2 separate regions of the Homo sapiens genome follow, and region 2 is linked to region 1. A link is a contact called in ENCODE Hi-C or POLR2A ChIA-PET data. All regions are on one chromosome and are shown on one strand. The core of a region is the stretch at or near the end of the contact, and the rest is flanking DNA. Distances in the headings are between cores, read along the strand shown.

Region 1 (3,531 bases), core at 744-3,243:
TTCATTCTTACTCCATTTTGGTTAATAAGAACACCAGGCATCAAAGTCACATCCTGGCCTTATCCCTGTTTACCTTGGCAGTGATAGATATAGCCAGAGTTCCAAAGATTATTCATTTCTAAGGTACAAAATTCCCCTCTCCCCTCTGCCTTTTTTTTTTTTTTTTTCCAGAGACAGGGTCTCACTCTGTCCCCTAGGCTGGAGTGCAGTGGCTGAATCATAGCTCACTGCAGTCTCTAACTCTTGGGGGCAAGTGATCCTCTCAACTCAACCTCCTGAGTAGCTGGGACTACAGACATATCCCACCATGCCTGACTGATTTTTTTTTTTTTTTCTTTTTATTGTAGTGATGAAGGTCACACTATATTGCTCAGGCAGGTCTTGAACTCCTGGCTTCAACTGATCCTCCGATCTCAGCCTCCAAAAGTGCTGGGATTACAGCTATAATCCATGGCACCCAGCCCCATTTTTTTTTTTACAAATTTTACAGAATTTTTACATGGCAGACTTTTTTTCTATCTAATTATTACTTTTGTTTCCTAGGGAAATGCTAAAGTGCAAATGTAGGGTTTTATTTATTTATTTATTTATTTATTTATTTTTATTTTGAGACAAGGTCTCACTCTGTCACCCAGGCTGGAGTGCAGTGACACCATCACAGCTCACTGCAAACTTCATCTCCTGGACTCAAGCCATCCGCCCACTGGACTCAAGCCATCCGCCCACGTCAGCCCCACAAAGTGTTCAGATTATACGCATGAGTCACCACATCAGACCCTGCAAATGTAGATTTTTGAAAAAACAACTGCAACATTTTAGCCCTTTTTAAAATCAGGACCCCTAGGTCTTTCCCAATATAACTAACTAGCCAGTGATTCCTCACTCATCTACCTTTTTTTTTTTTTTTTTTTTTTTTTTTTTTTGATACGGAGTCGCACTCTGTCACCCAGGCTGGAGCGCAGTGGCGCGATCTTGGCTCGATGCAACCTCCGCCTCCCGGGTTCAAGCGATTCTTCTGCCTCAGCCTCCCGAGTAGCTGGGACTATAAGTACCCGTCACCACGCCCGGCTAATTTTTGTATGTTTAGTAGAAATGGGGTTTCGCCGTATTGGCCAGGCTGGTCTCGAACTCCTGACCTCAGTATCCACCCACCTCAGCCTCCCAAAGTGTTGGGATTACAGGCATGAGCCACCGCGCCCAGCCCACTCCCTTTTAAATGCAGATCTTCTGTGGGAGGATTAAGTCACTGAGCCCACAGGGAACTGTGCTGGGAGGGGAAGTGGAGGGTGTGGAAAGCCGGTGGAAAACAAATCTGTGGATAGCCTGTAGGGCAGATGCCTGAGGCTTGGGGAGACTGGGAAAGCAGGTCTCTAAAAGGAACTTCATCCTTTTTCTCCTAGGCCTCAGATGATGCTAGAGTCCTGCCAGAAATTGCAAATAATTCTGGCTCACTTTTGTATTAGTGCAGGTGCGTAGACCAGAGTCTAGAAGAGCAACAACAACGACAATAAAATTCAGTGTGTCCTTGAGGCATTTTCATGAGATGATATTAAATATATAATTAAATACTACTCATTGTTTTTTCTCACAAATATATACCCACCACCTACCAGGAACTGTCCCAGAAATTGATGAGGAAAAAATGATTTTTATGCCATAACTAATCATACCGTAATATGCACTAGAAAAAGCAAAGAACGTAAAATAGTATATCATGGGGACATTCGAATTTATAATCCTAGGAGTGACATGTAAGCTGGGCTTGAAAGAATAACCATAATTTTGCTGAACTAATAAGTAGGTTGTGGAAGAGAGTGCTAGCTGATTAGGAAAACCTCTGCTCTCCTTCTAAGCACGCAGTTAAACCGTTTTCCATCCGTTTTTGCCGTTAAGTGTGGTCATATGACTGAGTTCTAACCAATTAGAATGAGACGGCAAGGGATGTGTAGCTTTTTCAATCCTGGCCATAACATTCTTCTTCATGCTCTTCTCAATGTCCTTTCTCCTTTCATTAGGTAAAATGGAGATGATCCCCAGGGCCATCTTGGAAACAGTTTTTGAAGTTGGTAGAGTCTCGGGCCCGCTTAACTGCTGAAAGAGTAGGAAGGGGTCCGTTTCATTAGCGCGTTCAACCAAAGAGCGCTGTTAGGTGAGCAAAAACAAACCAGTTGTGTCTGAGCCAACACCCGTTTGTCTATGGGTTGTAGCAGTTGGTCCACCTAATCAAGGAAGTGCCGAGAGCACAGGACATGAAAAGACACAGCGCTAAGGTACATGGCACGTTCACGAAGGTACAGGAGAGGCAAGAAATGAGACGGGAAAGGTGGCCTAGGACCAGGTCGTGAATGACATGATAACTAAGTTTTGACTTTTTCTCGTAGGTCAGTGGTTCTCAACCAGCGGCAATTTTGCCTTCCAGGGAACATTTGTCAAAGTCTAGAGACATATTTGGTTGTCTTCACCAAGGGGAGGAGGGAGGGAAGTGCTACTGACATCCATGGGTTGAAGCAAAGGATGCTGCTGAACATCCTGTAATGCACAGGACGGCCTCCCCCACCAAGGAATTACCTGGGCCAAATAGTAGTACTGAAATTGAGAAACCCTGCTGTAGGCAGTGAGACACTAGCAACAATTCTTCTTTTTTTTTTTTTTTTTTTTAAGCTGGAGTCAGGGTCTCGTGCTGTTGCCCAGGCTGGTCTTGAACTCCTGGGCTCAAGCAATCCTCCCGCCCTGGCCTCCCAAAGTACTGGAATTACAGATGTGAGCCATCAAGCCCAGCCACAGCAGTTCTTAAAAGGAAAATCACATAATCATATTTGTGTGTTAGATAATTATAACAACATAGAGGATTCATTGAAGAGAGAGAGGAGATGAGAAAAACAATTTCATCCTTTGTTTATCAAGGACCTATTATGTGTACTTGATCATGCATCAGGCACTACAGATTCAAAGATGAATAAGAGTCCAGCAAGGGAAATAATAAGTACCTTTATGGGACTTGGGGAGACTCAAACTCTGGCCTCGGGTCTTCATCCCCATGAACCTCTTAATTAAAACAAGAGAAGGGCCTGAACTAGAGCAGGGGTTGAGGACATGGAAAAGAGAACCTACTTGAGAAACATCTCAGAAATGAAATGAACCAGGCTGAGTTTTGGAGTGGAAGTAGAAGTTGAGAGCAGTGAAAACCAAAACTGAGGTCTTTATCCTGGGCAACTACACAGATAGTGCTGCTAATAGGAAAATGCAGGAGAAGCAACAGACTTAGAGGACTGTCTTGCAGGGTTTTCTTTCTGAGAGAGAGTAAATATCAAATTCCTATAGGACAGGTACAAGCAACTCACATAAAAATTGCCAACAGCCAAAAAACTGTTTCTTTTTTTTTTTTTTTTTTTGAGACAGAGTCTCACTCTGTTGCCCAGGCTGGAGTGCAGCAGCAAGATCATAACTCAGGGCAAACTTGACCTCCCAGGCTCAAGCGATCTTCTGGCCTCAGCCTCCCAGGTAGGTAGGACTACAGGTGCATGCCACCAC
Region 2 (3,438 bases), core at 23-2,522, 61 kb after region 1:
TATATATTATACATATATGCAAATATAGGAATATAGAAATATATATAAATGCAAGTCCTATACTTGCATTTATGTATATTCCTAGCCCCAAACTCCTTGGGGAGGTGGATTTGAGGTTTCCTCCTGTCTCCTTGTTCAGCGGCCTTACGATTAAACCTCTTTCTCTGCTGCAACCCTCAGTGTTGGTATACTGACTTGCTGCACATCGGGCAATGTACTTCTTATGGTCATAGGCATTCTTGGATCAGCTACACCCTTTTCCCTCTTGGAAGTGAACTTAACTGCAAGCACCAAGAGTCCTCTGTTTCTCCATGCTGTAAGTTTTACCTGGTCCAGTGCCTACATGAGTGTGGGGTAAGTATGTTGAATTTTGGAATTACTTCACAGGTCCATTTGGTTCTTGCAGTGAGCTATGGCTTCCAATTTAACCTTGAACAAAAATAAAGGAGAACTGTGGCCCATCTGCTACTCTGGACCTGTCAGGTTTTTCAGAACTTGAGCAGGAAAAACAGGTGCCATTTATCAGCACTCCTCCTCCCACAAGAAACTCTAACATGTGATTTTCATCTCAGGTTCTTATGCATAGATTCCTTGATAGTCATGTTTTGGGTTTTGTTTGTTTGTCTGTTTGTTTTGTTTTGTTTTGTTTTAGAGACAGGGTCTCACTCTGTCACACAGGTTGGAGTGCAGTGGCACAATCATGGCTTCCTACAGCCTCAAACTCCTGGGCTCAAGCGATCCTCCTGCCTCAGGATCCTGAGTAGTTGGGACAACAGGTGCATGCCAGCATGCCTGGCTAATATTTTCTTTGTAAAAATTGTTTATAGAGACAGGGTCTCATCATGTTGCCCAGGCTGGTCTCGAACTCCTGGCTTCAAGCAATCCTCCCAGTTCAGCCTCCCAAAGCACTGGGATTAGAGGCATGAGTCACACTTGGCCAATATCCACTTTTTGTTTCACCCCTCTATCTCTGATCTGGTTCTTCCTGGACTTTTGCTATGACATGGCATTTCTCTATTCTGAAATGTCAGCAAAGTGGACCCTGATCTCCACCCCTGCTAAGTTTGCTGGATGGCTTCAGATTCTGCCTCCCTGCTCTTTGCCAGAGCAACCAATACTATTGGGACGACTCATCTCCAGCCCACAGCGATCTCTAATTCTTTTGAGCACTTGGTGAGGCATGATAGCATAGTTGCTAAGAACATGGGCTCTGTAGCCAGACTGCCTGCATTTGAACAGTTTCCCCATTTAACAGCTGTCTAGCCTTGGGCAAGATACTTAAACTCCCTATAATATGGCATTACATAATAATTGATGCTCTTAAACATGACATGAATCATCAAGCAAAGTTTAAAATCTGTCCAGCATGCTCTGTTTAAGAAAGTGAAAAATATGTAACACATTCTACGAATATTTTTGTCTACAAAAGTTTACAAAATGTTGGTGCTTAAAAGGCTAAGCTTTGATTATCTCAAAACATAATTTAGAAAGGATGCATCACTTCCTGACACAATTGCATAACTGAAGCATGAGTATTAAAACTTTTGGGAAGGTTGGCTGGGTGCGGTGGCTCACGCCTGTAATCCCAGCACTTTGGGAGGCCAAGGCAGGCAGATCTCCTGAGGTCAGGAGTTCAATACCAGCCTGGTCAACATGGTGAAACCCCGTCTCTATTAAAAATACAAAAATTAGCCAGGGGTGGTGATGCACACCTGTAGTCCCAGCTACTCAGGAGGCTAAGGCAGGAGAATCGCTTGAAACCGAGAGGCAGAGGTTGCACTGAGCCAAGATCAAACCACTCCAGCCTGGGCAACAAGAGTGAAACTCCGTCTCAAAACCAAAAAAAAAAAAAAAAATTTGGGACGGCATCCTGGTAGAGTGGAAGAGGTCCATATTTGAAAGCAGGCCTGAGTTTGAATCCCATTTCTGGCACTTGCTGTGTAAACACATGTAAGTTGTTTTATCTTCTTAAGCACCTGTATCTGTCTGTGAAAATGGGGATTGAAATTACTACCTTGCAAAATCATCATGAAGCTTAAATGAAATAATGTAGGTGCAAGAGGATACATGGGCAGCAGCTCTAGGGGTGAGGTGGGGTTCTTCAACAGCCACTACCCCAACCTACTGGGATTTGGACTATGAGTGCTGTGAGTGGAGTTGGACAGAATTCTTCTGCCCACTCACCTATTTGCCCCAGGAATTTACATAGGAACAGGAAGACTCTTGCAGAGAAAGAGATCTTTTCCCCTTGCTATTCAAAATCATTTAAATATATCTGATGGGCTTAACAGGACAATGAGGTCCCTGAGAGAGAATTCTCCCTGAGGGCAGAAGGAGAAGCACACAGGTAACTCCCTAGGTAAGGGCTGAGGAACAAGATGAGCATTGACCCTGGTTCATGACTTAAATCTGTCCTGATTTAGCCTGGTGACAGGCTCATGCCTTGAGAAGAGGCTTTGTGAATGATTCTAAAGAGCTAATGAAGCCATATGATATGCACAAAGGACATCCAAAGCAGTGCTACGAGGGAAATGTGTAGCCTTAAATGCATACAAGAAGAATTGAAATAAATAAAGCATCTAAATCAGGAAAAAGCAGGCAGAAGAAACAGTAAATAAAAGCAGAAATAAATTTGAAAGAAAGAATTATAAAACTAATAAGTATATAACAGAGCTAATCATAGGAAAAAGCAGGCAGAATAAACAGCAAATAAAAGCAGAAATAAATTTGAAAGAAAGAATTATAAAAATAGTAAGTATATCAAAGAGCTAATCATAGGAAAAAATACCCTTCTTTTCCATACCTGTTGGGTGTGAATGGATTACATACTCAAAAATTAACTTATGAGATGATAGATAGATAGATAGATAGATAGATAGATAGATAGATAATAGATATAAATGATAGATTAGATAGATAGATAGATAGATAGATAGATAGATAGATAGATAGATAGATAGATAGATGATAGATAGACAGACAGATAGATAGAATAGTTGTAGAGCTGGGGACCCACCCTGTCTTAGCTCCCTAGAAAGAAGTCTGTAGTAAGAAAGGTGGGTCCTGTCTTATTCCTGGGCACCATACTGCTGTCCCCTGGGCTCGCCAGCAGAAACTCATTTTGTCAGGAGAATGGCTCTCTTGGGTCCCCCACTTAATGGGACAGCACACCCAACTTCCCTCCACTTTTTTTTCCTCTCATGCCCACATCCAATCTATCAGCAAATCTTTTTTTCTCTACTTTAGTAATAGATCAGGCCAGGCTCAGTGGCTCATGCCTGTAATCCCAGCACTTTGGGAGGCCGAGGTGGGCGGATCACCTGAGGTCAAGAGTTCGAGACTAGCCTGGCCAACATGGCAAAACCCTGTCTCTAGTAAAAATGCAAAAAATTAGCCGGGTGTGATGATGGGTGCCTGTAATCCCAGCTACTTGGGGAG

Evidence for each region. Hi-C counts contacts between places; a loop is a spot of excess contacts on that map. ChIA-PET counts read pairs that join two places held with the same protein, here RNA polymerase II (POLR2A). Pooled maps may share reads with other maps.
Region 2: a loop to region 1 is called in a map of aorta, with 2.9 times the contacts of the local background. The contact joins the enhancer-like site here to the promoter of LINC00837 in region 1. A Hi-C loop is called at or near these places in 3 of 168 maps with a recorded cell type or tissue (HepG2, aorta and dorsolateral prefrontal cortex) and 1 of 50 pooled maps. POLR2A ChIA-PET finds 5 or more read pairs at or near these places in 4 of 52 experiments (HEK293T, K562, activated CD4-positive, alpha-beta T cell and 1 more).

The regions. Positions count from the first base shown.
Region 1 is chr10:28,794,512-28,798,042 of GRCh38, reverse strand. It overlaps LINC00837 (long intergenic non-protein coding RNA 837), which reads left to right and starts at 1,993. Exons shown (of 2, transcript NR_038376.1): 1 at 1,993-2,149. The region is part of intron 2 of LINC01517 (long intergenic non-protein coding RNA 1517); the gene reads right to left.
Region 2 is chr10:28,732,890-28,736,327 of GRCh38, reverse strand. No RefSeq gene overlaps it. Among named protein-coding and RNA genes, the nearest start is that of LINC01517, 9.0 kb to the left of the region's middle. Within about 2 kb of position 1,272, at least 3 of the 41 ENCODE cell types and tissues checked have a DNase peak (open chromatin) inside an H3K27ac peak, as active enhancers do.